Regions from separate parts of the Mus musculus genome. Here all the other regions are linked to region 1. A link is a loop called in an ENCODE intact Hi-C map of the cell type or tissue named here. Cell type or tissue: heart. All regions are shown on one strand. Each heading gives the region's core, and the rest is flanking DNA. Links, peaks and the distances in the headings are about the cores only. Region 1 holds the start of Aldh1a2 (aldehyde dehydrogenase family 1, subfamily A2). Region 2 has its middle 53 kb from the start of Gm32769. Region 3 has its middle 23 kb from the start of Myzap. Region 4 has its middle 14 kb from the start of Gm32769. Region 5 overlaps Cgnl1 (cingulin-like 1). Region 6 has its middle 38 kb from the start of Polr2m.

Region 1 (5,211 bases), core at 830-4,829:
TTATTTGCTGCATAGTACCTTTATTTGATGCAAATGTTTTGTTTCCTCCTTTTCAACAGATTCCCAAGGCATAATATCTTTTAAATTTTTCCTAACAAATATAATAGCATTAAAGGATTGCCCATCTACCTTGTTCATCGCTCTGTTTGAAATTGCTAATACATTTCTCCCCACTTTTGATCATGAATGAATTTTTAAAAGACCTCCCAACTCTCTTTTGAAGAGAAAAGAAAAAAAAAAACTTAGGCTACCAAAAGAGCAGTCACTCTGTTCTTTCTGTTAAAATAAAATGAACTAGAACGGGTTGTTCGCAGTTCCTGTCTTAGAAAGTGTAGAAGTCTAACTAAAGAGCTGAGCACAGAAGCTGCTGGGAGCGTTCACAGATACCTGATTTTACAAGTTTTTGTGAAAGAGCTCGCCTGTAATGTGTGTTACTCCACCATTTATGAGGGTTGTTTGTCAAGACAAAATATAAGGCGCCTCCTCCCCACAAATTAAAGAATCAAGTTACAATCCATTATTTCATTTCTGATTGTTTTTCTTGGTAATAAGTGGGAAAGTGGATACTGGATAAAAGTCTTCATGGAGCTAAAAAGACTCCGACATTAAAGGCTCCAATTAGCTATAAATCAGTTGTCTTTCCTACTGGGGTAGAACAAGAGAGAGAAGAGAGGGGGTGGCTAGAGAAAAGGAGAATTGGAGGAGCTTCCAAATGAAATTCTGAAAAAAGATATCTACTGCAGACTTTCAGGGGCTGTTAAGATAATCTGATCAAAAGTAAGTGTAAAACAAACCCCCGGAATCACGTGTGGATCTTGCCTTTTAAGATCTCTAAAGCGCATCTGAAGAGGTTAGGGACCCTCATAAAACAAAACTTTTATGTGCAGGCTTCCCTGGCTTGTTCCTAAACCCGGAGATGTGCCACACACTGGCACTATTGTTATGCAAACAATGCCTAGAGGGCTATAACCATTAACGACCTCTCATTAAAATGGCTTTCAAAAATTTGTCACACCATCTAAAAGCTAACAGGTACATTAAATCCACATTCAAAAATACGAATCCTACAAATCCTTATTCTGAAACTCAATGCAACAAAAATTCAGAAACGATGTTTTTGCATTTCTCTTTCAACCGTAACAGTTGTCACATGCGAACAACTTAACTTCTCTGCTTTTCGCGTATAGTGTAATGCCCGCGATGGAACACTTATCAGCTGTATCGTGTGCGCGCGCTGCAGTTAACTGGCGAGAGTTTGCGGTAGGAATGAAAATCAAATTAAAAAAAAAAATTCTAAAATGAACTCTCAAGAAGTGTGGCTTTAAAGGCTACAGTCGCCTTTTTGCTATAACATTCAATCCCTTTGTGTATGTATTTCACAAATTTCCCCCGTGGATTTTTTTTCCCTGAGAACGGTGGAGTGGTAGGGGATCAAGTCACATGGGGCAGCAGGCGTGTATTGCTTTTTAATGCAGTTTAACAACAATAATTCGTGCTTGACAAACTAAGATGTCAGAATTCGTTAGGAAAAAAATCATTAGGCTTATCAGTGCAAAAGTGAGCTCGCTAATTTATGTGACTTGAGTTATTTTCCCTTTTTCTAAAATGTCCATTGCCTACAAAATCCCGAGGAAATCCTGGCATAGACCTACTGCGTCTCGGCCAGGTCCCCGCGAAGTCTGTGGGACTCCGGTCCTGACAACCCTTCAGCGACTCCGCTCTGAGGGAAGATAAGCCCGCGCGGCCGCGCACCTCCGGACCCGAGGGACCGCGGGGCGACACCGGACCGCAATGCCACCCTGGCGGTGAACCCCACTCTGCTCTGAGACCGAGGGACAGGGAGAACTGCACCCCGGTGGGCTCTGAGGAAACCCAGGGGAACACCCTCCTCAAGCCAGAGCCCGGACTGCTCTGAGGAGACCTGGGGGACCCCAGAGCCAAACTCCATTTGCTCTGATAAAACTTGGGGGCTCGCACAACCGGACTCCGGTCTGCCCTGAGCTCTAAGGGACCCCAGAACTAAGCCTCGTTCTGCCCTAGGGACATCTAGGACCGGACCCTAGCCGGCTCTAAAGAGTCATAGGGGACTCCAGAACCAGACCCAGGTCTGCTCTGGGAAATCCCACCTCCCCAGGCAGTCCCGAGGTCGTCACCACCGTCCGCCGCCGCTGGCGATCCCCGCGCTGCCTTCTGTTTGGGACCGGTTCTCCCAAGACGCTCCCTAAACCGGGGCGGGACTTGAGAAGCCCGCATCGCGGTCCCCGCGGAGGCGCGGAGATGACAGGCGACCTCCGGGCCCCCGGCCTCTGAAGGGATCCAGAGGATGCTTCCAGAAAGCGTCCGCCGGACGGCTTTACCTTGGTGTACTTGATCTCGAGGTTGGGCGTGGGCGACGGCAGGAGCTGCAGCGAGGCCATGAGCGCGGCGGGGTCGGCCTTCACCTCGCCCGGCATGGCGATCTCGCTGGAAGTCATGGGCGGCCACGGGTGGGTGTGCGCGGGGCGCTGCGCGGCCGGGGCGCGCTCGCTGTATATAGGCAGGTGTCAAGCGGGGGGCGCTTCTTATTGGACGTGCGGCCCACAGGCGCGGGGGGCCGGCCCAGGAGGACATTTGCATACGGCCGCGCGCGGCGCCCGCACGGTCAAGTCCGCGGCCCACGCTCCCGCGGGCGCGCCCGGGGGGGCCTCGACGGCCGGAGCGCAGCCTCGGCGGGACCGCGCTGGCCGATGGCAGCCCCGCGAGCCTTAGCGCTGGTCGGCCGGGAGGAGAGGCGCCCGAGCCGCGGCCCCGCCGAGCCCCGCGCCCTTCCTAACACTCGCTCTTCTCCTCCCCCGGGGTCCCGAGCAGCCCGAAAGAGCTTTCGCTCAGCCTTCCGCGTGGCGCGAGGGGCGCGTGGCCGCTGGGTGGGGTGATAGATGCTCCCCACACTCCCAAGGAGAACCTTCTGGAACCGCCGACGCCGCGCTGGCCCCCACCAGGCTTCTCAGCCCAACTGCTGCCCTCTGCCGGCCCCGCGGCCTAGTTGTGCCTGAGGCCGTGGGCTTCATCTGCCTTGGGTTGCCTGGATATTCCAGGTCTTGATGGTCTCCTTCCAGCCCTTTCCTTTCCTCTTCCCATCCACACCGGGAAACACTTGGGATTTTCTGTTGCTCTTCCTGTCAGAATCTCCGGGTTGAGCTTCCATCTCCATCCCTTCTCGTCTTACAAGCAGCCTTATAGTTGAGTAAAGATGGGCGCTGATCAGGAATCAGTAGCCTAGACAGTTCACTCCAGATAGCGTGGGAGAATCATTGGACCAATATCACGAGCCCATATAGATAGCTCTTTATAGGGCTTTCTGCCTCTATCCCCATGAAAATCCCACAGCCTTATCCAACCTGACTCTTCCTGTTTTTCTATGGAAGACTCTCAACTCCCAAGCAACTGCTTCGCTCTTGCTCAATCATTTCTTTGCATGTTGTTCACTACAAAACACTTACTTTAGATGTGTTCATTAACTAAAATTCCGTAAATGATTGGTGCTTAGATTCTGTGCAGACAGAATGCTGTTGTCTTAATTGAATTTGTGAGACAAGTTCCAGGCTCCGAGAACTCTTTATAGGGTATCTGCCTAAAGTGACCGAGCAAGCACTACGTCGTCGTCCTAGAGCAACAATACAGCCTAATTTAGGCAGTTGAAAAATTCCTATTCACAGGGAACGTTTATGGCCAAAGAGTGTGTCTTAATAACCGAATATACTCCTAAGAATCGCCTTTATTTAAGCTGTAGAAGACTGAGAAAGAATAAGAAGAATGGTGGGGAGGTAGCTCTGTAGGTAGAGTGCTTGCCTAGAACGCTGGGTTTAGTTGCCAGCACCACCTTGAACTGGGGTAGAGATGCATGCCTGTAATTCCCAGCATCCCACTGGATGGAGGCAAGAGGATTAGAAGTTCAAGTTCATCCTCTCTTACAGGAGAGAAGGAGCGAGGGAGGAAGAGAGGGGGGAAGGGGAAGGGGGTACAGAGGAGGAACGGAGGGAGGGACAGAGGAAGGGAGGGAAGAGGGAGGGAGGGAAGGAAGGAAGGAGGGAGGGAGGGAAGGAGGGAAGGAGAGAGAGGGAAGGAGTCTGTTGGGGAGGAGGATGATCTCAGGGTTTGGTGAAGGAAGAGCAAACACCCCAGCAAAAAAAATAGTTTTTGGTGCTGTTCTTTGTTTTGGTTTATTGTCGAAGTTGTTGTTTGAGGTGTTTTGTTGTTGTTCATTTGTTTTGTTCAAAGGTGTTTTCCCCATCTTCCAAGCAGGGCACCATGCTGGAGGTCACTTTAAGACAAGATGAAGAGCCTTGCTCCTGGGTAAGCTCACCACCTTTCCTGTAGATCTATAGATAACTGTCTGTAAGAGGGACAGCTCTCAAAAGTGGAGCAAAGACAAGACCTTGGTGCTCCACCTAAGTGGGAGGCCGGGTATCTAGGGAAGCTGACCTTTTGCCCTGCTTGTGGCTAGGGAAGTGAAACTTCACTGGTAGAGGTGGGAGCACTGCTGCCTCCGCAGAGGCTGCTGCAGCAGCAGCAGCTGAACAGAACTGTTTGGGAATGTTTCAGGGAGCATCGGCTGCAGCTGGAAGAGCAGCAAACGAGGCTGGTAAGTCAGTTAACTCCAGGTTGTGGGAACCTTAATGCTTCTGGGGAACTTAATGATGGAAGTACCGAAAAGCCATTAGAAGTCTTTGAGGAAGAAAGAAAAGGGGGAATCTTGTGGGCCGGATGGCTGAAAATGGTCTGGAAGGAGTGTCTGAAAGCATAAGCCAGAATTTGCACTTTTGACCCAACTCTTCCATTTCTTATTTGCTACCTGCAATTGGAAAGGCCAGTCAGTATGTGGATCACAGGATTTATCAACGCTTGATGCAGATAAACTGAGTTCTATCTTGGAAGGTAAGGGAGTGTGTCTTGACTTAGCATCTCTGGTCATCTCCTAGGTCGTGCTCAATGACAGCTGGTTTGAATTGTTCCCTCATGGCCCCTTTCCCTTAACACTTTGTAATTAGACAGTGAAGTGATCAACACAGGACCAGAGTCTTCTATTTCCCATCTGCCTTCCTCGGGTCCAAAAACAACATGAGGCACTAAATTAAAGCATTCCTATTGGCTGATATGAGCGAAAGTACTGTAGCTGTCTACTCCCACCAGTAGACGAAACTTCCTTACCTTCTCTGGGTACAGAGCACATTT
Region 2 (5,211 bases), core at 506-4,505, 110 kb before region 1:
CCTTTGACATAGCACGGGGGCAGCTAAAAAATGTCTGCCTTGGTCTCAAAGTTTTCTAATTAGTCCTCAGGAATAAGAGGACCACCCATTCTAGTTGGCAAATATGACTATCTCCCTCTTCTCTCTTCTTCCTTCCTTCCTTCCTTCCTTCCTTCCTTCCTTCCTTCCTTCCTTCCTCCCTTCTCTTCCTCCCTCCCTCACTCCCTTTCTTTCTCTGTTCTTTATCCTCCTTTCCTTTTAAATGTTATTTTAATGATTTACTGATTCTTGTAGCTATGTTTATAAAGCTGGAAGCTGTATCTGTTTGGTAGTAAAAGTGACTTTGTCATCCCAACAACTTGGAGAGGAACAATCACAGATTCATGGTATTTTATCTTAAAAACGTGTTGCTCTAGATCTGAAAGGACGTAATGTCATTTAGGCCTCTGAGAACCACACCGACCTTCTGGGTCTCAAGTCTTGCTTGAATAACTTGAGCTGCGAGAGTAGTAAGGAAGGATAAATATAATTTTCTCCTTCAGTAAGCCTGACGCATGCTGTGGCTGCTCCCCTCCTCCTTTCCTCTTCCTCCTCCTCTTCTTCCCCCTCCTCCTCTTCCTCACTTCAGTCATAAGAAAAGTCAGTTGAGGATATGAAGACAAGGTAGTGCAACTACCTAGTTATTGCTATATTCTTTTGACTCACCACTTAACCTTTGTGGGACTGTGTTTGCTCATAAATAAACACAAGCAGCTTGAACTAGATTACGTTTGTCAGAAGTAGAATCCTTTTCTCAAAGTCTTGCTCAGGGCCTTCTTGTGGGAGGCAGACAAACTGGGAGTTTATGGGTTTGAAGGGAGTTGGAATATTGCTTGTCCAACTCCAATCCAGGGCCCAGGCTGAAGAGCCTGGGAGGCAGAGTAGGGCTGATTTCCGATCTCTTCCAGTTCTGGTAGGTGAGACTATGAGGATCACAGACCTTGGCCCCTCTCTCTGATGCTTCCTCTCACCTTGTACCTTCTCTGCTCCCCATAGCTGAAGATAGGACCATCTGATTCAGATATGGCTCCATGATAGCCGGGCCAGCCCACCCGCTGCCAGCATACCTCATCCTCAGCCTTCATCCTCGGCTCCCCTAGCCCTACCCTGTTCCTGAGGCCCTGGCAGATGGGAAAATTGCCCGAGCCCTGGGAGAAGGCCGGTGGAGCTTGGGGAGCTGGTGACCTCACAGGGGAGGAGATCAGAAGAGGCTGAGCTCATCTGACCCAGGGCTGGACAGCTGTGAGAACAGAGGGAGGCCTGAGCCACTCCAGGCAGGGAAGGAGGAGGCGCTGGGGGGCTGTCTCCCAGCTCCAGGTGGTACCTGCTTTCCCTCACAGTCATTTTTATGTGGGCAGTTGGAGAGAGAGAGAGAGAGAGAGAGAGAGAGAGAGAGAGAGAGAGAGGTGGAATCCCAGCTCCTTTCCCTTCTAATTGATTTCCTGCTCTGTCTGTTTCTCCCACCTCTTCAGACTTTATAGGAATTTTGGGTTATTCAGCACACCCACCCTCCTTCCTGTCAGACTGGACTTCATTTCTCACATTCCACTCGGGGCCTTGGCTCCTAGAGCCAACTGCCCTGGTTAACCTAGGTAAGATATTAAACTTCGCCCGCCTGAGGGAATCACCCATCATCGGCCCCCGAGGCCTGGATCTCTCCCTGGTGAAACTGTGGTGATAACAGTTCTCATGGTATTTCCAATTAAAAATTCCTGACGTGCTTCCAGCCTCAGCCAGGCACAGAGGAGGGTGACGGTGAACAAATGGTGACAAGGAGAGAGAGAGAGAGAGAGAGAGAGAGAGAGAGAGAGAGAGAGAGAGAGAGAGAGAGAGAGAGAGAGGAGGCTGGAGAGAGGAGGGGCCAAGAGAAAGATGGGTGTGGCTAAACTGCCTAGGTAGGAAGGAGGGAAGGAGAGAGAAGCAAGACTTGTTTGTGCCAGCTAGGACAACTGAGTCAGCTGGCACTCTTTTGCTGTTCCTTAATGAGCTGAGCACGGTGTTTTGAATTACTCTTTATTAGCGTAGTTCTATTATACCTATCTATCTGTACCTGAGGTTCTCCAGGAGGAAGGAATTTCAGAGGCCTAACCCTTTAAGGAAGGGGAATTCTCCTTGTTTGTCGGCCCCACATCTACAGAGAATCATGCCCAGCAAGCTCTGACTGCAAGGCAGAGGTACTTGACAAATAGTTTTTGTTGAAAGCCCTGTATTCACCCAGAAGGCGTTCTACAGGAAGAGATGGGAATGAGAAAGAGAAGAAAGGGCAGTTATGTAACGTTCCCAAACACAACTGGAGAGAGCACACTACTCAGAAGAGGAAGTGAGAACCTGCCATTTCATAAGCAAAGGAGCACACCAGGAATCCCACAGGCACCCCACTTCCACACAAATCATGTGGCAGAGGGAGTCACTGGGATCTAGGTTGTCAGGGGGTCACTTCAGGAAAGTCACACAAAGGTTTCCCTGAAGCCTGGGGCCAGGAAGCTCTCTCAGTCAGATCCAGTCTCCCTCAGATCCTTCTCATCTCACCTCAGAGGCCAGAAGAGGGCGCATTGCAGTGTAAGCGGGTCTTAAGCCTCCGCCATGTCTCTCCCTCTCTAGTTCCCATTAAAGTTGGCAGTCAGGATTGACCATCACGGAGTCTGGAGCGTGGCTCAGTTCTAACAGTCAAGGGAAGGCACTGAGGCTGCAGGAGTCTAGTGGGGATACAGAGGACGTGGAAGCAGGGAGTGGAGGGTGGGTGGTGAAGGGTAGAATAATCAGGAATGGAAAGTAAGCTGCAGTGAGTGAGTGAGTGCAGAGAAACATAGTCTAAGTGAATGAGAATTAACCAGTAGAGGGCGCTGTGGTAGACTAACCAAAAGGTCTGATGCTAGAGGAGATGCAGCCCCAGTTGGGAAAGAACTTGAGAGACTGAACTGAAGGATTCAGTGAGAGGTATAAGGATTCTCTGGATTCTTTTCTTCCACGCTGGTGAGGCAGGGTGGTAGATAACACTAACTAGGCCCTGGTGTGGGAAGCTGATGACAGATTTTACTAAGCTCTTCTCATGTCTAGACCAGACCTCCCCGCATCACCTTGAGCTCGACCCTGTGGCACTAATCATTATCTGTGCAATTTTGTGTTTATTATTTGAATTTCCTGGAAAAGTATTAGTTCCATGAGGGTGGGACCGAGGCTGCCTTATTCTCCAGGAATCTGCAAGGCTTGCCTTGTTGGCATCCAACAACTGTTCATTGCGTCGATGAGTGACCATCTGCCTTGGCCCTGTCCTGCCCATGGGAAATCTCCATTTGGAACAGTCCCCAGTTTTGTAGCCTCCTCATATCCCAAACTGGATTCCTTACTAACTTCTCATGCTGGAGTTGAAAGACCCTGGGCTGGGAGTCAAAAGATTGGGCCTGAAGTCCCACTAGTTATGCGTTGTACTAGCAAAAGATTTATGGAGAAGTCAGAAATATGGTCCCGATGTGTTAAGTAACCTGAAAACCAGGCCTCGAGAACACAACCAGACAAGTGAGCCACAGTGCGTGTCAGGTGGAAGGCACTGGCACCAGGGTATCTGGTAATGGCTCAATTTGTATTCTTCATTTCATATGTGTTTTTAGATTTTTTGTGTGTACTGATGCACATGCACGTGAGGAATGTGTACATTTGGAGGCCAGAGGACAGCCTCAGCTGTCATTCCTCAGAGGTACTCAACCTTGTTTGTTTAAGACAGGGTCTTTAATTGGCCTGCAGCACACTAAGTATGTTAGGCTGACTGGCCAGTGAGCCCTGGGGATCCACCTGTCTCCACCTCCCTGGTGCTGGGATTACAGGCCCCGTCACCAAGCCCAGCTTTCTAGGGATCATACTCAAGTCTTCAAGCTTACAAGTCTTCAGTCTTACCAAACGAGCTATGCTCCAGCCCCTCATTTTCATTTTGTTTTCTTTATTTATTTTTTAAAAGATGTATTTATTTATTTTAAGTATATGGGTGGTTTTTTCCTTTTTTTTTTTTTTTCTGAGACAGGGTTTCTCTGTATAGCCTTGGCTGTCCTGGAACTCACTCTGTAGACCAGGCTGGCCTCAAACTCAGAAATCTGCCTGCCTCTGCCTCCCAAGTGCTAGGATTAAAGGCGTGCGCCACCACCGCCTGGCTTGTTTTATTTTTTAAATCATATGCTACAAGAGGAATCTCAGAGCAGACCCGGGATCTCCAAGGAATGACTAGTTTCTCCCTAAATATTGGTCTGCTTTGAATAGAAATTCTCTAGGGGAGTCTTTATAGGCACTTGGGTCTTAGTGTTCCCTGGGAAGGAGTCAAGAGTTAGAGGCCTTGGGTAGGGCTCAGACTTGTGGGCCTGGGAGGAAAAGTGCTAACTTCAGCCCAGGATCTCGTTCTCATCTCAACCTGTAGTGTGACCATAGACAACAAGACACTCAGCCCAGCCCAGGACATGCTTCTACGTGTCCTACATGGAGAAGTTCTTCTCTAGTCTAATTGCTGCCCCCAGGGTGATCTGAGAATAGCAATGTTGCTGCAGATACAGAAGAACAAAGCCGAGAAAGGCAGAGCTAGAGGCACCAGGCCATTGACCTGTTTAGGGACACTATGAGACACATGTTCAAGTCTCCAGATGTCTTTGCTGTTATGACTTAAAGGGCTAAAACTGAATCTGGTCCTGAACATTGATTGCATTGGGGCACTGGTCACCACTCAGCTTCTGAAGTAGGTTTGCCCTACCTACTTCTAAGACCACTGTGTTCTGACAGTAAGAGCAGTTCTTGAAGAACACAGAAGACAACTATGAACATCGTTGTTCAAGCATGTTTGTTTGTAGACAGCTTGCCATTTCAGCTGGGCTAGCTGAAGTGAGCTCTGGTATTACAAGTCTGTGTTAGCATGCATTGCCTTCTTTCTCTTTGTAAATTAAGGATTCCAGGGATCGAGCTCGGGTCCTCATGTGCCTCAATGAACCATCTCCTCAGCCAGCTTTGTCCATCTGTCCTTACTATTTACCAGGCAACAAAGCCATCCACCCTTCCAGCCGTTTAGTGATGTGCCTACTTTTCTCATCTCTGCCTCCCAGATGAGAACATGAAGTACAGCTAGGACTTGTCCAGGGTTGTGAGGCAGTGCTGAGAATATTAAGAGTTTGGATTCAGGCAGCCCAGGGCCCAGCGACCAGGCCTATAACTATCACTATA
Region 3 (5,211 bases), core at 365-4,364, 400 kb before region 1:
GTGAGGAGGTTTGCAAGAGGCCCAGTCCTGCAAAGGCCAAATCCCCATATGTGAACCCAAGACACTAGGTGAACTGTCTTTTCTACTTACCTCCCCCTCTTTTGACAACCAGCTTCAGGTCTCCTGTTTCGTTTTGGGAGCTCTGGATCTCTTGCTCACCCGCCGAGTCTTAGGTTACTAGGACCAAAAAATCAACTCAGGAGGAAGAGGAAGTCAGGGCAGAAACTCAAATGGGGCAGGAACCTGGAGGTAGGAGCTGATGCAGAGCCCATGGGAGTGCCAATTACTGGGCTGCTTGGCTTGGCTTGTTCAGCCTGCTTTTTTATAGAACCCAGGACCACCTCCCCACATTAATCACTAATTAAGAAAGCACCCTACAGGCTTGCCTACAGCCTGATCTTATGAAGACCATTTCTTAATTCAACTCCCCTCCTCTCAGATGTCTCTAGTTTGCATCAAGTTGACATGAACTACCTAGCACAGTCTCTCGGTAGTTTTAAGTCCCCCTCTGGTCCGGACTCTCACATGAGACTTGGGATTTCTCTACCCAAACAGTCCACGGTGGGTGGGTTGAAACCAGAGAAACTCCAGCCAGAAAAAGCACTGAGGGCGGGACCCAAGGGGGTGAGTGGCTGGGATAAGAGCTATTTCACAGTGTTGGCCTCATCTTCCTGGGATGACCACAGGTTTGAACCAAAGCCGTGTAGACCGTGAGAGACAGCATCTGTAGCTATTAAGTATCAGTGGCGACTGTGGCCCTCACGTTTTCTGCAGGCTACAGGGTTCCTTGTGGGGTCCTTAGGAAGCAGAAGGCAGTGGAAGGCTTTTTCCAGTTACCTGTAGAGTCTTGGTGTAACACATACAGTAGCCAGCAGGGGGAGCTGATGGCCTCTTCTGGCCCACCGGTGTGAAAATGGCCCTACCCATCAGTGGCAGAGTCCCAAGAAGACCACACCAAGGTTTCTTTTGCCAGGGTCACTTCGTGCTCCTCTGTTCGCTTCTGTTCTAATGATTCTGATCCCGGAGTTTGCCATGAACCCCAATTTTGATAGTTCCTTTAAAGAGAATGTTCTGTGTGCTTGCTTTGCACCAGCCAATGCTGGGACAAAGAGGGCTCAGACAATGAGCTTTGGTGGGTCAAAAAAGCCCACTAAGAACTCATTATTAAGTAAAAATTAAGTTTTGATTCACAGAAAAACGAAGTGTGAGGTTCAAAATGTAAATGACCATATCTGCCACAGCAATCAATAGGAGAAGGCTTCCTGGGTGGTGTCTGAGGGGACCTGGAAATAGGTGAAGTCTTGGAGCCTTTTATTTTGTAGTAATCACCTTCCCAGTGAACGCATCTTTAGAAATGCGAAAACAGGGGTGATATTTGGACCTCAACTGAGTTAGAGCCCAGGATAAATGGAGACTGACTGAAGATGCAGTTGGAAAAGATTTGGAGCCGTGTTGTGTGTGTGTACAGCGTGTAGGTGGTATGCGTGCCTACAGAGAGGCCAGAGGTGCACATATGTGCGGCAGTGCCTAGCTTTTTATGTGGGCTCTTGGGATCAGAGCTCGGTCCTTCTGCTTCTCCTCCAAGGGCTTCACAGAGCCATCTCCCCGGCTCCTGGCACCATAATTTTTGAGGAGCTTAAATACCATTTCCAGGCTTCATCTTCCCTGAGAAGGAGATTGAAAAAAAATTTAACACAACTGGAGAGTTTTAGTTCTTTTTATATTTTTAATGTTTAAAAATCACATTGATTGATTGATTGATTGATTGACTGATTGATTGATTGATTGATTGCATATGTGTAGTTGCATGTGCCAGCTTCCTTATGTGGAGGTCCAGGACACCTTGCAGCAGTGAGTTCTCTCCTTCCCCTATTTGGGTCCTGGGGATTGAACTTGGGTAATGAAGCTTGTCAGAAAGCCCCTTTGACTGCTCCGAAAACTTGAATGTGCTTCAGAATAACCTTGAGGATTTAAGACCGGCTGTTGTTGGTCCCAGGCCCCATTGTTAAGAGCCTCCAGATTAAATTTCCCATCTGGTCTTTGTCAATACAGCCACTGGGTGGCAGCAGAGAGCACAGCAGTTACCCCAGGGTGAACACCGCAGAAACAGAAAGACTTAAAGTTGTTTCTGCTTTAGGTCTTTCATATCAATCATGGCCAATCAACCACAACATTAGGCTTCCCAGAATCCAAGGGGCAGTGTGGATGGAAGCTACTGGGGGGTTGACTCTTGTGCTTTCTGTAGATATCTTCTTTCACTTCCAATCCAAACGCCCTCTATCAGGTCCCTAGAACTTTCTATAAGCCCCGCCGGTAGGAAGAGGGCAGATCTGATAGCTTCTAAGGTCACACAGAAAGGTCACGGATGTAAAACTGACAGGACACTCTACTCCTGATAGATTGGGACAAATTTGGAAGTGATGGGCAAATTTCCTTAGTAACAGAAAGCTGAATCCAGGTGAGGGTGGGTTCTTCTTCCATGTAGGAAGCAGCTAGGGACAGATAGGAACAGCCTAGCCCTATTTCCTTAAATAAGGAAAGGGGAAATAACTGGCTTTAGCGGCTTGGGAAGGCAGCGATGGTCTTGGATTGGGGGAGGGGTTTGTTAGTTGACTATAGTTGCTGGCAGCTATTTTACACTCACACATTGTTTACTACTAGGTATTTTGGGATAAACAAAGCCTTATGTGGGCAATGGGGTGGGGGTTCAACAGCCCTGGGTACTGATGCGGTGAGGGGAGTTAGAGTCTGGAGAGGGAACCATAAGGTCCAAGAAAGACAGGCTAGTCCAGGGTCATGGAGACTGTTTGCTGGCAACCATGTCTCAGCAGAGGCCAGCTCTCACAAGGCCATAGTACTACAGATAGCCAGGTGTCATCCTGAGTAAGACAGTTTCCTGTCTTGTTTACCAAGCACCTGTCACACCCATTCTGTCACCCAGGACTCCTCCCTGCCCCAGGGCCATCCTGGGAAGGTGTGGAAGTCTGTCCTCCTATCCAAGTGTCTGGTGGATAGTCAATGCTGAGTAGAGTCATGGTCCAAGCTTTGAGGCCCAGGTCAGTCCTCTCCCTCTGCTTCCTTGGGCCTAGATGACTTGTGGTTTCACTCCGAGCCCTTTGAAAAGTTCCCAGTGTATTTCAGAAGTGGTAATTGCTATTGCATGTGAGTGTACCCTATCTTCCGGGCTGGCGACAGTCATCAGGGTTTCTCCCTCCCTCACATAGACTCGTTATTGAAAGAGACTGCTGGATGAGGTGACGTGTGCCTATAGCCTCAGTCCTCAGGAGGCTGAAGCAGATGATTATGAGTTCAAGGCCAGCCTGAGCTATGTAATAAGAGCTTATCTCAAAAGCAGTGAGATTGGAGGGAGAAAGAGAAGGGGAGGAGAGAAGAAGGAAGAGGGGGAGGCAGAAAGGAAAGAAGCAGGGTGGAGCAAGAGAGTAGAGAGGAGGAGGAAAGAGAGGAAAGAGGGAAGGAGGGAGAAAATTTAAAAACATTTTTAAGATTTTTTTTGTTGTTGTTGGTAGTTTGCTGGTATATATTCATAGGCACAATGTGCATGCAATACCAACAATGACCAGAAGAGGGCGCTGTGTCCCTGGACCTGGAGTTACTGATGCTTGTGAGCTGCCTTGTGGCTACTTAGAAATGAATCCCATGAGTTCGAGGCCAGCCTGGTCTACAGAGTGAGTTCCAGGACAGCCAGGGCTACACAGAGAAACCTTGTCTTGAACCCCCACCCCCCACCCCCACAAAACAAAACAAAAACCAAAAACTGAATCCCAGATCCTCTGCAGGAACAAGTGCTCTTAACCACTGATTTCCTTTTAATTAATTCACAAGATGATTTGCTTGTAGAGCTGAGGGTGGAGGTGGGTCTGGAGCTGACTGAGTGCCGTGTATCCTCATCTCTTCATTTTTATAATCTTAAAAATGGAGACAAGGTATTGGTAACTTGCCTGGTTTAGCCTTCAACTTGCTGTGTATAGCTAGGTAGGTCTCAAACTTGTGATCCTCCTGTCTCCGGCTTTCAATTAGCTATGATTAGGGGCATGTGTTACTACTATACTGGACCAGTTATATAAATTTAACATCTAGAACGTCATAATTGGTATTTGAACTTAATTCTGGTCTAAAGTCAAACCTTTCTCTTATTTAAGTTTTTGCTTTTTAAATAGCCAAGAGCTAGTTATTTAATTTTAGCAAAAAAATGGTTGATTAGTGCACTGTGAGAGTGCAGTGGGTGTGTAGTAATTAGAACACAGTGCACTTCAGTGTTTTCCTTAGACTTGGATTAAATAGCAATCTACAAACACCATAAGCGCCTGGCTCTAGATATAATTTCCCTGAGTTGGGAGGAGATCCTGAAAACAAGGAGGGCTTTAAGAAACATTGGTTTCCCCTTAGATCCATTTTTCTAAGTCTCCAAAGTGTTGGTTTTGATTCCCGAACATCCTGTCCCTCTGAAGGATGCCTCTGCCCTGTGCCCAGATGCGAGACCAGGTTGGTGTACAGAGATTTGAATCTCCGATTCCCTCGAGTCTGGGAGCAGGATGCTGGGCTGCTCGTGCCTCATGATGATCTTCATTGCTAACTTGACTGTGTTCTCCAGTCACCCTGGAAGCATACTTTTGTGCACGTCTGTGATAGCGCTTGCAGCTAGGTTTGACTGAGTTGCAAGACACATCTTAAAGGCACGAGGCAGCATTCCATGGGTGCAGAGCCAGACTGAACAGAAAGGAGACACAGCTGAGCACCATCATCTATCTCTCTACTTTCTGACACTGGACATACCTGACTAGCCAGCTCCGACTCCTGCCTGGATCCCCTCAAACTGTCAGCCAGAAGAAACCCTGTCCTTCTTAAGTAGCCTTTGCATGGTGTTTCCCCATAACAATAAAAGAGACCTTTACTAACTAACACAAGTCTTCTTGACTTTCTCCCCAGAAGATACCATTTCTGACCTGCCTTGGCAGTGCCCTGCGGAGGCTCAGTTGCTGATGGGCTGCCTTTGGGGAGGTCATATTACAGAGGTCTGGCCTAGAGTATAACTTGATGGTATATTACCTTTCTTATTGAGTTTTTAATGGTGTGTGTGAGTGTGTGTGCATGTACATGTGCATGTGTGCAGACATGTGCATTAGTGTGTATACACACACACACACACACACACACACACACACACACACACACGTACGCACGCGCACTTAC
Region 4 (5,211 bases), core at 609-4,608, 140 kb before region 1:
TCTGCTTCCTGAGATTCTCTTCATCTGCTCCAGAACACGCACAAAGGAAGGCTAGTCTCCACTGGCCCTACTCCAGGCATGACAGCATTCTTTTCTTTTGCAGTTCAGGGAAGCTAACTTGGACTTAGGAAAGCTACCACAGCTGGGCTGGGGTGTAGCTCAGTGGTAGAGCACTTGCCCGGCATGCACAAAGCCCAGGGTTTGATCCCTACCATCACAAACAAAACAAAACAAAACAAAATGCAAGTCATTATAGCTAATCCTGTGTGCCTGGCATAACACATCCTTAGATAAACAATTACAAGTTTGACTGGGTTTCAATAAAACACTTGGCTGAAAATACACTTAAGGCTTTACTTACGGGGATGCCATACTAATGGAGTTAGCTGTACACCTTCTATTTCATTTGTATGCCAAACATCTTTCTAGTGTCTTCGATGTCCTAACCTTTCTGTGTTAAGGTTCATTTAAAATAGTTGAGGTGTTGGCAAATGACAGCTAGGTACTTCCAGCCCCAAGGTTTGTGACAAGAGAAGGGTGTGTCCTGTGAGGCCACAGGAATGACAGACAGGGACTTTCTTTTTTAGATACCCAGTCTTAATTTGCAAGAAGCTTGAACTTCCATTCTGTGTGTCTGAAGGCTGTTACTGCTCTGAAAGAAGTCTTTGAAATGTTAATCAGATGCCTGTGGGTTCAGACTTTTTCTCCCTCTCTAGTGCCAGCTCCCAGAGCTGTTGTCATAGCCCCTCCTTCTTGCCAAATATGGACGCCATCCAAGTGACTTCACTGTTGATACCAAGTAGAAGTGGTCATTCCAGGGTGACCTGAAGCTTGGGTCCCTAGGACTTCTGACTCTTCTGTCCAAGAAACCTGGAGCACCTTCCCACCGGTTAGACAGTTGCTGACATTACTGGCAACCAGGAACTCTTGGTTTAGAAATCACCATCTTTCTCACACCTGGACAGGAACCTCTGTCTTCTGAGTCTACTTCAGTAAGCCAATTCTGTTAGCTTCTGTGATTCCGTTTCTTTGTCCACAAGGAGAGTGTTTTTGTTTGTTTGTTTTTCCACACCAGTCAATACCACCAGCTCCTCTTTTTCATTGACCATTAAATATTTCATAATTCATAAGGTTTCATCTGTAGCCATCTTTAATTTGGGGTAGGTGTGACTTTTCGTGCATGATACAGGCTTTGGGGAGAGCTACCCCCCCCCCAAAGGTTCCAGTTGTCTATGTAAGTCTTTAAGGAGAAATGTTGTTGTTTTACGGTTTTGATTATTTATTAACAGAAGTGCTGAGCAGTCGTAGGCTTACCTATTAGAGTGAGTGGTGACCTCGGTGGGACTCCAGTCACATGCTGCACCTGTGTGTTCACCAAGCTTTCCCTAATACCGACATCTTGAAAGTGTAGTTTAATGATTAAGCCAAGGGACTTTCTAGTTACTGGTTTATATTAAACTACCTAATAACCTACAGATCCTGTGTAAATATCACCAATTTTCTCACTAGCATTCCTTCTCAGAGTCTAGAATTCTGCACTCCAGTCAGATCTCCCAACCCTTGAAGCTCCTTCTAGGTGTGACAATTCCTCAGCCTCTCAAGTTGCTTTGAACAATACTTGTTATTCTTTTTACCACGCCTATCAAACTAAATTACTTTTGTGAGTCCTCAAGTTTAGGTCAAGGCTTTATCTGTTTGGTGCAATGCCATACACTCATGTGCTCTTAGTGAATTATATCTGGACATGTCTTATAACTGGTGATGTTAATTTTGTTCACATCATGAAGGCAGTATCTAAATTTTTTCCACCATAAAGGCACTATTTTCTCACATACAATTAACAAGTATCTTTTTTGTACATATATGTATTTGCATGTCAGTGTATGGGGGTGTAGTTGTGTGTGAGTGTGCACTTATAGTCTGTGGGTCCACCCATATGTAGGTATGTGTGTGCATGTGGAGGACAAGAGCCAATTGTGAATGTCTTTCTTCAAAAGCTGTCCATTTTGTTTTTGTTTGTTGGGCAGGGTCTCTTACTGGCCTGGAGGTCACCACGTTGATGAGCCTGGTTGACCAGCAGTTCCCTGGGCTCTGCCTGCCTCTGCCTTCTCCTACATTGTGTTGGGATTACAAGCTTGGTTCACACGCCTAGGTTTCTCCACACAGTGCCTAAGCTGGAGCTCAGGTCCTTATGCTTGCATGGTCCCCAGAGAAGCATCCTGTTAGGAGCTTACCTGGACCCTGTGCAACCATTCCCTTCTTGTCCCACTGATCGTAGAGCCTCGGATGGCTCTTCCAGCAATGAACAGTTAAAGCTGTTGCATGCCTAGCAGGGATTTCTGCTTCCTGTTTCCTTCGACTTCATTACTGGAATCATGTTGCAAGAAGAGCTGTTTTTCTTCCCTCTTTTATTACACCAGTTGGGTTCACAATTATTCATTTCATTTTTAATATTACTGCGTGTTTTACTCTTCAGATTATCCTATCTTTGGCTGTTGGGAGGTCCTTTGAGTCAGATCCAATGTTCTTTTAAAACATGTTTGAGGCACTTACATACTTCACAATTAGTTCACAGTGCTCAGGGCGCATCTTGTGTTTTCTCCCACCCAAATCCTGGGATCAACTACTTTTCCAAAGAAATTCTAGCTTTAGAAAAAATAAATAAAATCAATAATGATGTTAAAAACCAAGCTGTGGATATTGGCTGTGCTTTTCAATACCAGTGTGTTGGGTGCTATTAACTGTCGGCCTTCTAGGTGGATGGAATTAGGAACTATGTGTATACATTATATATACATTTATAATTATATAGCATCCATGAATATCTTTTAATTTAACTTCAATTAAGAAGAGATTCATAAAAAAGAAGAGATTCATATTCTTACTTTTTCTTTTTTCTCTTTTAATATTTTCAAATCAAGAACAGACCGAGGACCATCAGCTTATCTGTTATTCTGGGACTTTGGTATCTCCTTTAGTGACTGTTGGCATGAGAACCCCCAAGGCTCCATCCAGCACAATCAATACTCAGGAGAAAAGGGAATTGAAAAGGCTGTGCTCCCTCTAGTGGTCAAAAAGAGTACCTGATGATTCAGGATGTGGGGAGACCTTGAATGTATGAAGGAGTTAGCAGAGTAACCAGCAATTAATTAAGCAGATTAACCTATGGGGTAAAATAGATAAGCCGATTGAATTAGCATTCGACTCCCCTGTAGCATAAATGACCCCTCCAGGTCAACACTTGGCTGGGCCGTTTGCTACCTGCCATCGCACAGACAACATTTTACAAAATATATTCCTGTGCATCTTCTCTTTGGGTGTGCCTAACAAGCTCTGCAGGCAGACAGAGCCCTGTTTTATTGCTTACACTTCACAAACAAGAAGCCAGCCTCCAAAAGGTTAAATGGGTTGCCAAGTTAACGGGGCTTGTCTGGGATGGAGTTTGAGTCGAGTGTGTTTGGTGGAAGAGTGGGTCTGTTTGGTCATTGCTGACATCCTCCTGTTAAAGGATTTTAAAACACGTGAAACACTTCATTACGATGTGTGTGTGTCAGGGGAGTTGGGGGGGGGCAAACAAGTAAAAACCCAGAAAATCCCCACCCATAATTGTACGAGGAAAAAAAACCCAGCATCTACCTACATTTGGACTCTTGGAAATATTTTTAGCAGTTCATAAAAGTAAGAAAAAAGACAAGTGTGACTATCTGTGACGCCCTTTATCAGGTTAGCACCCAGTTAAACCAGGTCAGAGGAGCTTTATAAATACAAACTCCAGACTCTCAATGAACTTCTTACCACCAGGTGTGGCCTGAGATACACCAGTCTGGGAAGCTAGCCACCATAAACCCCCAGGGGCCTCAGAAGAGCCTATAACCACCTCATCCCCCTGTACCATCCCTGGGCTTTTTAGAGACCTTTTTTCCCCCTTTGGCTGAACAGAGATCTCTCACCACTGATCACTCCTAACTAAAAGGAGATACAGCCTCTCATCATCATTTACCCAGGTTTGAAGCTACAAAAGAGGCTGATCGATAGGTTCATCATTCCACAACCATCCGAGAGACCAGCAAAGGTTTCAGGAGTGCTATGCAACCAACAAGACTTACATCTCTGAAAGCTTCTGTCTCTCAAGCTCATTTCAGGGGTGACTGTGGGAAGTCATAAAGCCATACCATTCGTTTAAAGTGAGACTTAATCTAACCTCTCCTGGGACTTCCTCTATTTGAGAACACTGATTCAGCATTCTGAAAGGACTGGGAGGTGCCAATTTCAAGTTACAATGCAAGGATGAAAGTCCCCTCTTTGCTCATGGGGGCTAACAGGGACTCCACAGAGGCTGCATCGCTTGGACTCAGAGTTGGTGATTTTTCTGGAAACTCATTAGAACTGTTTCCCTCTTTGGTATGCTATGAAATGTGGTTGCTAAATCAGATTTGGAAAATCAAAATGGATAAAATATGCCACGAGATACAGTTTCCGATTCTATTTGGGGAATTGAACAAGAAATAATAATAACGATAGAGCAACCCGTGAAAACACACATATCATTTACTCCTCAAGGTGGAGGCTGTAAAGGGCACTTGAAGGCTCTGTAAGATTCTTGCCAAGGTTGTTTCCTCATGTCCGCAGCTAGCCAGTGAGGAGACAAAGAGCAGGCTCTCAAGTCAACATCTGGTTGTGTCTAGGCGGGCGTAGCAAAGCTTTTCTCCCACATGCAGGTGTGACATGTGTTGTCTGGACACCACATGGCCGAGTTCAAAGATGAGAAGGGGATGGGTGTGTCCTCTGTAATGGTCCACTTCATCCGTGGGCACAGTCCCCAGAGTGACACATGGGATGGAGGCAACACACTTCCCCATCAATTCTATACAACAGGAAACATAATGGAAAACCCTGCCTGCCTGCCTGCCTGCCTGCCTGCCTGCCTGCCTGTCTTGGATGCCTGGGGAACACAGCAGAAGACAGCCTTTAGACATAACTATCTGAGGTCTGCCAACCAGGTCATGGAGATGCTGTCTTTTGTGATTAAACCATCCAAAAGCCCACAAGAATGGGTGAGAAAAGCCACCCAGAAGACTAATGTCCTTTTCAATATGGCTTGTCAGCAAAAGGAGCCATGAGCCTGGATCACCCTTCTCAGCTGGCTTGTCCCCATCCGTCAACACCAATGCTAGGAAACGTGGTTGCTAGTTCAGCCTTCCATGGCTCTTT
Region 5 (5,211 bases), core at 359-4,358, 410 kb before region 1:
CCAGAGATTCAGGTGACAAAAATCAAGACCCCGAGGAAGGGTGTTTGTTTTGTGGTTTGACAAAAATTAGCCAGCCCTTATTCCAGTCAGTTCCTTCTGGTAGCCATGGGGCTAACTATATGAAGGAAGATAGCTCGTGGAAGGGAGAGCAGAGGCCACCACTGGAAACACTTGTAGAGTCCCTCACCCCACCACACACACACACACCAGAGGAGGCTAAACGAGATGAGGGCATGTCTCCTGTGCTGTAATGGAGTGGGCAGCGAGCCGGTGTGTGCAGTATAGTCAGTGAGTGACGCGACACTGGAATGAGGTTTAGAACGAGGTTTGTAAGTCCCAGCCTCATCTCTTCCCTGTGATCCTGACAGGTGCATCCTGGGACAAGGTGGCGATTAGGACTCCAGGTCCTTCTCAGCTCGAATCTGTTGAGCATCCCTTGGTCTTCTTATATATACATGTTTTTCTGTTTATTCCTTTAAGAACTAATCCTGCTCAAGAGCGTTTTCTTTAGCTAGCTTAAAAATATCTCCTGTAAAAACATACATGTTGCCAAGTGCAATGTTGAGAAGACAATCACTGTATGGCTTTTATAAATTTGTTTTTCCTGCTCTGGAGTGTCATTCCACCATGACAGTTGGAATATTCTGGTGGGTCTTTTAGTAGGGATTGGTTACTATGCGTTGTCATGGGGAAGAGACATTTTTTATCACAGCTACCTCCATGGGAATGACTTCATGGATAAAGCAAGGTTTCCTTTCAATAAACTGTCACTTGACAGGAATCCTGGCTCTTGTATTATTTTCTATCTTTTGATTTCTGTCCAGTTTGGATGCTGTGTTACTGTGCAAGCATGAGGACCCATTCAATCCCCAGAACCCACACCCAAGAGGCAAGTGTAGTGGCGCACTCCTGTAATTCCTGGGGAGGTGGAGACGGGGATTTGGGGAGCTTGGTGGCCCGCCAGTTATGTGGAATTAGTGAGGTCCAAGCAAAAAGAAAGCGCCAATGTATATGCTGGGAGCTACAGGGGTTGCCCAGGGCCACTCTGAGAGACTATGGGGTGGTGAGCAGTGAATGCTGATGAAATGTTAGCCATGGCCTTGATGTGCTGAGTCCCAGCTGGTTCATTCCAAAATCACAAAGGGAAGTTACTCCAGCTTGACAACTGAGAATCAGATCCCTGTTTCCTAAGGTTGGCTGCCTCCTCTGCAAGCACAGTTGTGTGCTCTGTCGCTCTCCTAACAGGCTCCCTACAGTCGCCATTTCCCATGGAGCTGGGGCCACTTCTCCCTAGACCACCGTGTCCCCTCTGTTCTCCACTTCAGGGAGCTGATCTCCACACCCCAGCTTCCAAAGATGACTGGTTTGACCTGAGTGCATGTGGAATCTGGGCATTTCTCTTGGGTGCAGCAATCTTGGGTGTGCTCCCTGGGACTTGGGGAGCCCATATGTTGGTAGCCATGGCTCTCCAGATCCCTCAGAGTCCTTCCTGAATTTTCTACCACTGCTTGCGTTAAGTCACATCTGGTCCCATTTCCTGTCCCCTCCATGTATGTAAGCATGCCGCCCCCCCCCCCGCCCCCCCAGCAAACTACCAGACTGATGTAGGTCTCTTCTCAGGATCCCCTGGCTGGGAGTAATATTCTGTGTGGCTCCTGGTCCTGAGCTGTCGGGAGGAACAGGCTCAGGAAGCCCAGAGTGAAGGGAGGAAAAAAAAAAGCCAAAACAACAAAACCCCAAACCCAAGTCCTCCCCAGGACTTGCCTTCCCATCACATTCTTGACATTCCACCCTTGACCTCATGGATAATACTCATAATCCTGACTCTTACACAACTCATTAGAATTTGCCCTTCTAATTAAAACAAAACAAAAACCCAGCTAAAAGCAAGTTCTTTTTAGGGGCTTAAGAGTTCCCAATCCAGAAATGTCTGGCCTTCCAGAAGAGTCAACACACCTGGCCCTTGTTCTCGGACCTGTTAAACACTAACTTTTCTGTTTGTTGACCCAAGACTTGGCCTAAGTCTCCATAAAGCAACAGTAATGAGAGGAGAGGCGGGACACAAATGTGTGTTCTGGGTTTATAAAGATGAATATGTTCTGAAAGTCATTCGGCACACCAGCTACTGTATGCAAGGAGGGTACAAGGGTCCCACAGGCAGACTCTTGTCAGCTAGGTCTCACCATAGAGGGTCAACAAACCTGCCAGAATGCCCAGGGTTTTCCTGAATAAACACAGCCCTTTCAGGAGAACGGTACAGACAAGGCAGGAACCTTGGCACGTTGTACATTTTGCTTCTGGGTGCCCTTGGAGGAAGCAGCTAGTGCACCTATAGAACCCGCCAGCAGGGGGCAGGCGACAGCGTTAAGCAGTCTGGGGACCCTGGCAGCTTATAATGAAATGAAAATTTGTGAAGAGCAGGGTGGCGTGGGTTTATACCTTTAATCCCAGCACTCTGGGAGCCGGAGAGCACTCTGGGGGCTGGTTAAGAGCACTGGCTGCTCTTCCAGAGGTCCTGAGTTCAAATCCCAACAACCACATGGTGGCTCATGACCATCTGTAATGAAATCAGATGCCCTCTTCTGGGGTGTCTGAAGACAGCTACAGTGCACTTACATATAATAAGTAAATAAATCTTTTTAAAAAAATAATCCCAACACTCTGGAGGCAGAGACAGGCTGATCAAGGCAAACCTGGTCTACAGAGTGAGTTCCAGGACAGCCAGGGCAACACAGAGAACAACAAACAAAAACAACAACAATAACAACAACAACAAGAGTGGTGGAGCTAGGAGTTAGACATAAAGCTGTTTGTTGTGGTGATGTCATGTTGGTTGTCTGTTTCTCCTTCTGCTTCAGCCCTCCATTCTCTAGTCTGTGTGCTGTGCAGGGACCAGTGTATCCCTGGCTTACTTGCCATGCTCCACACATGGTGTGCAGACTCACAACCACCTTGGAGTGTGTCCTGGTGGGCGAGTGTGGTGACCTAGACAGAGGCACACATAACCTTGCCAGAGGCACAGGGCAGGATATGGACACTTAGGACTAAATCCGGGTCAGGCTCTGGAATACACTCTCTGCTCATCCCACCAAAGTCACACGCCCAAGAAGACCCAGGCCATTCATGTCATTCCTGAGCTGGGCTCCCACTGCCTTCCAATCCACCTGCATTCCACCCCTGTACCTGTAGGTTCTCACTTCTGCTGCCTGCCTGCTTCCACTTAGTAGAGCCACTAGGGGTCGACAGAGATCACAGTGAACTTCTGTACACACACACTCCCCACCACCCTTTCCTTTAGCTTCTTCTAACTGGTGATCCAAGAAGTTGGCAGCTGTGATCTTCAGAACTCTGTCCCACTGGGATATTCCCTGCTGAAGCCCTAATCCTGACTTCTCTGAGTCTGAACCAGGTAGCAGGGCCACTCTGGGCGGTCACTGGGCCCTATATTGTCTCACTGATGGCATTTAGGCAACATCAGCAAGTCCCCAAGGATGGGTGGTTCTTGCAGAATTTACTCACTCCCTCTGCCTCAAAGAATGCTTTGTGGTGAAAAACCTAACAGTGTTGTCACCAGAGTAACTGTCATCAGACAGTGAGCAGATTGTGACAGCCTGAAATTCACAACTGCACTTGCAAATTGAAGCCAGCACACAGACAGTCCTCACAGATCACAGAGTCAAGTGAGCTCACAGTGAAACCTTTCCCTGCAGGGAGTGGGCTGCAGAGTCTCTGCTAAGCTGGGGGAGTAGTCCTGGGAGAGGGGAGGGTGGCAGCCTGGCTCTCTGGATGGACTCACAAGGATCGACCTGTGTCCAGGCTAGCTGAATGCTGCAGGGCATAGAGAACACATGAGGACTTTGGTGTGGCTGTGGCAGCTCATCTTGGGAGACGTTGCCTCTGAGCCCAGCCTTTCCCAGGGGAAGTGAGACTCCACCCGTGGACAGGATTCTGACCTCAGTGTGGCCTCAGTGTAGCATGCTGTGGACTAGGAAGTAAGCATTGTGTGCACAATCTGGGGAGGTGACAGGTGACCCTCTCCCATGATTCACAAAGCAGGAGGCACCACCTCAGAACTGCACAGTCTGATCAACTTTGCCTGATAGTATTTTGAGGTAGTGAGAATAATGTAAAAAAAAAATTTTTTTTTTCCCAGTCAGGGTCTCATGCAGCCGAGGATGGCCTTGAACTCCTGATCCTCCTGCCTCCAGCTCCCAGGTGCTAGGATTATAGATATGTGACACCATGTCCAGTCATTCTATGACATTTGATCGAAGCCAAGATCTCATGTATGGTAGGCTGACATGGTAGGCAAGTGCTCTACCCGTGAGCCACATGACCTGGGGGATAATTCTTTATTTATAAACTCCTCTCTTAACTGCAAAGATTGCAGTTAGACAAAGCCTAAATTCCCTTTCAAGTGCCTGGGAACAAGTACAGAGAGATTTGCCCAAGGTCATCAGCAAGCACACAGTGAAATCATACTGGTCCATTGTTCTTGCCAGCCTAGCAGGGCCTTGCACCGGGTAGGCCTTGCACCAGGCAGGCCTTGCACCAGCAGGGCCTCTGTTCTTGGCGTTGCTCTTCCCTAGTAGGTGCTGCTGATTTTCCTAGGCACAGAGGCTGGGTGGTTTGCTGAGACCTCTAGCCCCTGGCCTCTCAATGGAAGTCTGTATCTGGAGCCTAAGACCTTTGAGTGTAAGGCAGACAGCCTGCCCTCCTCCTCTCTGCAGATCCCCTTCCTGTCACCTGCATGCCACCAGCCCTTCTTACTGATTGTGTCCTGTGTGGCTTGTCTAGGTCAGGCTTGCTTCCTAGAAATGGGCTTGGAGAGCAGGAGAAACTTGAAGCCTTCTTTGATACAAGAATAGAGTACACCCCATAACTCCTGACTTATACATGGATAGCTGGCTAAACATCATTCACTTCTTGAAATTGGGTTGTAGAGGAAATAAATCAACCCCTCTGTGGCCTCCTAGACTTCATAACATCCCCTTAGCTTATGTCTGTATGCTTCATTGCTTCTGAAATTCTTTGGTGATTACCAAAGTCCAGTGACCCCCTCAAGGACCTGTGCAAAGACCAAGCATGTGCAAGGTAAATATCTGGGCTTTCACCACTTGTAAGAGACAGTGACGTGGAGGCTGGAAGCCTTGCCACCTCCTCCAGTCGGCACCCGGGCACATCACATGATTTTCAGTGGTGCCTGTGTCT
Region 6 (5,211 bases), core at 558-4,557, 230 kb before region 1:
CTATGGGTAGAGTGCCTACCTACTTCCTAGGGATCATCAAGTTTTCCTGGTTCTGAGTGGATTTAAAAATGAAGCTCAAGGCTGAGGAGATGGTTTGTCACAGGAGCAAGTGACTTTGAGTTGGAGCTCTAGAATCCACACAAAGCATGCTGTGGCAGTATGTGCACATAATCCCAGCACCAGGGGGCAGGAGGATCACTAGGGATTTTGGGCCTGGCAGTCTAGCCAAATTTGTGAACTCCAGGTTCAGTGAGAGACCCTGCTTCAAAACAGTAACATGAAGAGTCACACCCAACACCAATTTCTGTCTCCACACAGATGCACACAGATGCACACAGATGCACACAGATGCACACACACACACACACACACACACACACACACACACACACACGTATTTCCTTAGAATGCCCATTCTTAAAGAGGGTGGTCCATATTGCTATCTGAAGGGAGGCTATTCCATTAGGCTGGGCCTAATTCCAAAGGGTCACATTGAGTGCCTGGCCAATGAAGGTCCTATCTCAAAGTAGACCTAAGGAATGACAGCTGAAGTTGTTCTCTAGCCTTTGCATGCATGCAAATGCATATACATGGACACTTAACGAACACACACAAACATATATGTGCGTACATGTTGTAATATAGACTTACTAAACAGTTTAAAGGAGCCAAAATGGGCATGTTAGGAGCTCAGGGGTTAGACCTGTGCTGGGTTCTGCATTCTAAGTCCCCAGATCTGCACCCTGCTCACCCTTCCTCCACACACCTGTGTCACTCCAGGAGAGTGCTGTCTGCTTTTAAATTAAGCCTTGTCAAAGTCTCCTTGGAACTAAACTCAAATCAAGATGCTTTGTTCTTAAGTTCACTGAAGAAGAAAATTAAATTGAGGTGTACACAAGTGAAATGTGTCAGCCAGTCTCATAAAGGAGGCTAAGATTAGAAGCTGCAAGAGGAGAAAATTCCCAGAGCATTTCCAGACATGGGTTGGTGGTACCTCCAAGGAGAAAAAAGATCTTTTACTCCCAAGAATGAACAATCATCTGGCAACTACTTCAAAGGTTCATGACATTTCGGGGTGCTCTCGGAGGTGCAAGGCACTGGCCCTGCTTGTTTCGACTCTGTGTATGGACAGGAGGCCCTCTGAGATGTGTGGCTGGGATGGAGGATGTGTAAAGCAGGCTGCACACCATTCTCCATGATGAAGAACTGAAATGGAGCGCTGTGGGGAAGCATGGAAAACAGCCCAAAGGACAAAGCTGAGAAGGCTGCATCAGGGCTGATGAAATAGGTGGCCCAGGTCCAGGGTAGAAGGACATGATTTGCACTGTAATGTCTTTTTTTCTCTTTTGAAATGTATACCATGTACCTGTATCATCAAGAAATTATCTAAAACCAACCACACACCAAGTCCACTATTTATTCTGTGTAGTCTTTTGGAACTCAGCTAAATCTCTCTCTCTCTCTCTCTCTCTCTCTCTCTCTCTCTCTCTCTGTGTGTGTGTGTGTGTGTGTGTGTGTGTGTGTCTGGCCTTTTCTTTCCTCTTTTCTTCTCTTCTCTTCTCTTCTCTTCTCTTCTCTTCTCTTCTCTTCTCTTCTCTTCTCTTCTCTTCTCTTCTCTTCTCTTCTCTTCTCCTCCCCTCCCCTCCCCTCCCCTCCCCTCTCCTTTCCTTTCCTTTCTTCTTTTTTCTCTCTTCTTCTTATTCTATCTTTCTGACAGGGTCTCATGTAGCCCCGGCCAGCTTCCAACTCTGTATATAGTTGAGGACGACCTCTAACTCTTGGCTCTTGTGTTTCCACCTTCTGAGTGCTAGGATTACAGATAAGCAGTAGCACGCCGGGTTTATGCGGTACTGGGGATGGGACTCAGGGCTAAGTGAGTACCAGGCAAACACTCTGTCAAAAGAAGTACATCATCACCAGCCCTGGAACACAACTTTCTGGAATAAAGCAAAAGCTAATGGCTTACAGAAGCGAACATTCTCTGTTCTAGACCTCATTGGTCAACAGATGCACCTTATACTAGGATTCAAAACCAAACCAAACAAGTAAAATCCCTTACTCGTCTATCCCAACTTCCCTTTTATTTAAGTTAACCTTTGGGAAGACCCAAGTCCTTCCCAAATGAATTCAGAAGAAGGCCCACAGCATGCTAGACCTCGAAAAACAGTTTTCAATTTAGGTTGATGGCTTCTAAGGTCTATAAACACGCTGTAAATGTGGAAGGGAGTCAGGCTCCACCAATCGGGGTCCATCGGCAGAGAGAAGCTTGCTTATAGAGAAGTGTGCTCAGACAGAGCCTGCACAGGAGACCAGGATCGAAATGTGTGTCTAAATGATAAAATTGATGAATGTAACTTTTTAAAACTGTCACAGGGAGAAGGGATTGAGGGTGAAGGAAAATTGACCTCTGTAATCTTTCAATATTCCACATATAATTTGCCAAAGGACTTGGGTCTTCCCAAAGGTTAGCAATGCATAGGCTACCATTTTTAGTGACATTTATTTATCTCTGTCATTAAATAAATAACAACTTAGAAGAGATGATTTTACCCCACAGTTTAAATTCCTTAGCAATTGTCTCATTTTCTTCTGTAGATCCCTAAGGAACTCCTGGAAAGCGGAGCCAGTGCATTTCCTAGGTTCGTCAGATGGGGGCGAACTTGGTTTGTATCTACTGGCATTGCTCTCTTGGGAACAGTAAATAGGAAAAGGGCCCTGGAGCACAGAACCCAGCTGGCCCTTCCCCTCTCATTCTTGTTCAGCCCCTTATTGCTTCAGACAAGCCAGAGGACACTTGTGGCTTATAGTTTTCTCACCTGTACAATGGGGTTTCTGATGCTGAGTGGGAAGAGCTATTGTGATATAGCTTACCGGCCTGTAATCAGCACCCATAAAAACTTTTGCCCCATTTCTGGAGAACTCTGTGGCTGGCTATCACCGGTCCTATGTTTGCTGCAGCCTTTAGTTTGATCCAGGCTGCCACGGTGAGTCTTCCGCACCAGCCTCAGCTCCATGAAAGTGGAAACGCTCGCTGAAGCATCCATCCAGTGCCCACCGAGGGTCTTCATTCCCTATCAGACCTCTTTCTCAGAGAGCCTAGAGCTTTCTTTACTGTTTCACTATCTCTCAGTAGACATCAGTAGTCAAGCTGGACCATGGAGAGAACAGAGAAGTTTAAAAACAACTTTCCTATTTAAAAAAAAAAAAGTAAAATGCATTTGCTCTTTGCAATTCTCTTGCAAATCTCAGGATTAAAATAGCAAGTTCTACCTGGAGATTCTTGAGAAAGTTGCCAAGGTGTGCCCGTCTGCATTTAAAGACTGACCTCTTATTGTCTGTAAATGAAAACATCATCCCAGAGTCTCTGGGGATTAAGGCAGCCTTTTTAGAATTTTCTGCAAGTTTATCTCTCATTTACCCTCCAGGCAAGAGTGAAATAATAGAAGATGTCCAATATTTTGCTTCTTCCTGTAAAAGTAAATCAAAACCGTGGGAATGCTTCCTCCTAATTTAATATACTGCTGTCTCCTCAAATCTATCTCCGATTGTATTCAATTAACCCTCTGATTGCTACCACAGACAGCCATGATGAGGTCAAAGAATAAGGGAGAATTTTCTTGTTAGAATAACTGCTGGCGTGAGTCCGGAGCCCAGTAATGGTGTAACATGGCCATCTATCCAGAGCTGGAGCACCGCAGTTCCTATGTCAGGTGACTCTCTCTCCTGCCCTTGTCCTGGCTGCCTGCAGGCTAGCATAGCTTTGCTGAGATGTGGGGTATCACTGATTACACACTCTTTTGTCACCAATAACATATACTTTTACTGTAATTTGGGCTTTACATTTGTCACGTTTCTTGTCCTCCAGTTCCCCATGGAGATCAGTGTACAACGTTTTCCTGACATCCCTTGAACAATGGTTTTGGCTAGAGGGAAATGTGACAAGGGCTATTGGTAGTTGTCTGTGATTCTTGGGATATTGTCCTTAGCACGGACAAAGAACTGAATGCTGGGAAAGACAGAAGACCAAGAGAGAAAGAGAAAGCAATGGCTCTGCCACTCAGAAGGGGACAGGCCTGAAGGTTTGAGTCCCTAAACAGAAGATGGCTTGGTGTTTTATAGAGCTGCCGGGTGCCCCATCTGCCCTATTGATACAGTTTACAAGCCAGATCTGTGCCTTCCAGCCGTTTTTCCTTCCCATGTCTGCCCAGAACAAGAAGCTACCATCTCAGAGAAACTGCTTCCATTTTCCAGATCTACCTATGCCCCCCTAACAGTTTCAGGGATATAGATGGTTTCCAGGCTTGCAGGATGCATAGCCAATTTGCTGAACATGTTTATTCACCACTGGGTCTCTGTCAGTCCTATGCAAAGAGAAAGAGAATGCGAGGGACCATCCATTCCAGATTGCCCTGGACTGTCTCAGCTTTAAGTAGTGAAAATCCCATGTCTTGGGGCACTTTTTTTCCCCCTTTTGAGGCAAACTAATACGCTTTGCCACTTCCAGATGCGAGTCCCTGAAGATCTTAGTCATTGAAATAGGTATTCTAATAGCTTTTTAAAACCGAATTCACCGCAAAACCTTCATGCTGAGCCAAGCAAACGAAGAACCAGTGCCACAAGCCATACTGGCATGTGAACGATCGTCCATGAAATTCAGAGCACAGCTCTGAGGACTCAGAACAATCAGGACTGCTCATTCTGGCTCCAGTTCTGTTCATTAGTACCTATGCTGCATTGAGTCCAATGTGCCTTGATGACCAAGTTCTTCCATGTGCCCTTAAAAGTTAGCCCTCTTGTCTTCTCTCAGTCCTAGAGCTGGTAAGGATGCTTCTCCAGGGGGTCCTGTCTAGCAAAGAGGAGAGCCTGAATTCCTCAGAGACCCCATGGGCTCACAGTGTTCTGTCTTTTTCTACAGCAGTCAGAAGTAAGAAGATTTCTTGGGGCAAGGCCGTGGTGCCGGTGGGACTCTGAGCAATTCATGGAGCCCAGGGGTTGGGGTGGGCAGGGATGGGGTCAGGGAGGACTGGAGTCCTCTCTGGTTGTCAGGCATAGTTACTTGAATCACTCTTTTAAGGGAATGCTAGATGAGTTGCCTGTTTAAGCTGACTCAAATTTCTATAGCCTTTTGGGTAAGAAACCAAAAGACTATGGTTTTGTTTTTTTGTTTTTTGTTTGTTTGTTTGTTGTGTTTTGTTTTGTTTTGTTTTGTTT

The links. Hi-C counts contacts between places; a loop is a spot of excess contacts. Peaks named below come from ENCODE experiments on the same cell type or tissue, not always from the same donor. Only the 100,000 strongest peaks of a DNase experiment are listed, where the experiment ranks them.
Region 2: it touches region 1 in a loop (2.0-fold over the local background); 17 of 42 quality-filtered maps call a loop at or near these places.
Region 3: it touches region 1 in a loop (6-fold over the local background); 19 of 42 quality-filtered maps call a loop at or near these places.
Region 4: it touches region 1 in a loop (2.8-fold over the local background); 10 of 42 quality-filtered maps call a loop at or near these places.
Region 5: a loop joins it to region 1, with 7 times the contacts of the local background. A loop is called at or near these places in 19 of 42 quality-filtered maps.
Region 6: it touches region 1 in a loop (6-fold over the local background); 25 of 42 quality-filtered maps call a loop at or near these places.

What each region holds. Positions count from the first base shown.
Region 1 is chr9:71,213,110-71,218,320 of GRCm38, reverse strand. Aldh1a2 (aldehyde dehydrogenase family 1, subfamily A2) reads right to left here and starts at 2,532. Exons shown (of 14, transcript NM_009022.4): 1 at 2,358-2,532. The coding sequence starts at 2,474. Gm3458 (predicted gene 3458) reads left to right here and starts at 2,935. Exons shown (of 4, transcript NR_110518.1): 1 at 2,935-3,074; 2 at 4,282-4,332; 3 at 4,582-4,621. In heart, for the core only: a CTCF peak has its summit at 3,010 (motif pointing left); DNase peaks (open chromatin) are centred at 1,800, 2,360 and 2,950; H3K4me3 peaks cover 2,308 bases; H3K27ac peaks cover 1,247 bases; H3K27me3 peaks cover 3,208 bases.
Region 2 is chr9:71,318,080-71,323,290 of GRCm38, reverse strand. No RefSeq gene overlaps it. Among named protein-coding and RNA genes, the nearest start is that of Gm32769, 53 kb to the left of the region's middle. In heart, for the core only: a CTCF peak has its summit at 2,843 (motif pointing right); DNase peaks (open chromatin) are centred at 1,230, 2,570 and 3,320; H3K27ac peaks cover 681 bases; H3K27me3 peaks cover 235 bases.
Region 3 is chr9:71,613,229-71,618,439 of GRCm38, reverse strand. No RefSeq gene overlaps it. Among named protein-coding and RNA genes, the nearest start is that of Myzap, 23 kb to the right of the region's middle. In heart, for the core only: CTCF peaks have their summits at 869 (motif pointing right), 2,058 (motif pointing right) and 3,577 (motif pointing right); a DNase peak (open chromatin) is centred at 2,059.
Region 4 is chr9:71,357,012-71,362,222 of GRCm38, reverse strand. No RefSeq gene overlaps it. Among named protein-coding and RNA genes, the nearest start is that of Gm32769, 14 kb to the left of the region's middle. In heart, for the core only: a CTCF peak has its summit at 3,070 (motif pointing left); no DNase peak of the experiment used is centred there.
Region 5 is chr9:71,622,077-71,627,287 of GRCm38, reverse strand. Cgnl1 (cingulin-like 1) reads left to right here. Exons shown (of 19, transcript NM_026599.5): 19 at 1-781. Among named protein-coding and RNA genes, the nearest start is that of Myzap, 32 kb to the right of the region's middle. In heart, for the core only: CTCF peaks have their summits at 2,346 (motif pointing right) and 3,218 (motif pointing right); no DNase peak of the experiment used is centred there; H3K27ac peaks cover 1,290 bases.
Region 6 is chr9:71,445,241-71,450,451 of GRCm38, reverse strand. No RefSeq gene overlaps it. Among named protein-coding and RNA genes, the nearest start is that of Polr2m, 38 kb to the left of the region's middle. In heart, for the core only: a CTCF peak has its summit at 2,643; a DNase peak (open chromatin) is centred at 2,661; H3K27me3 peaks cover 823 bases.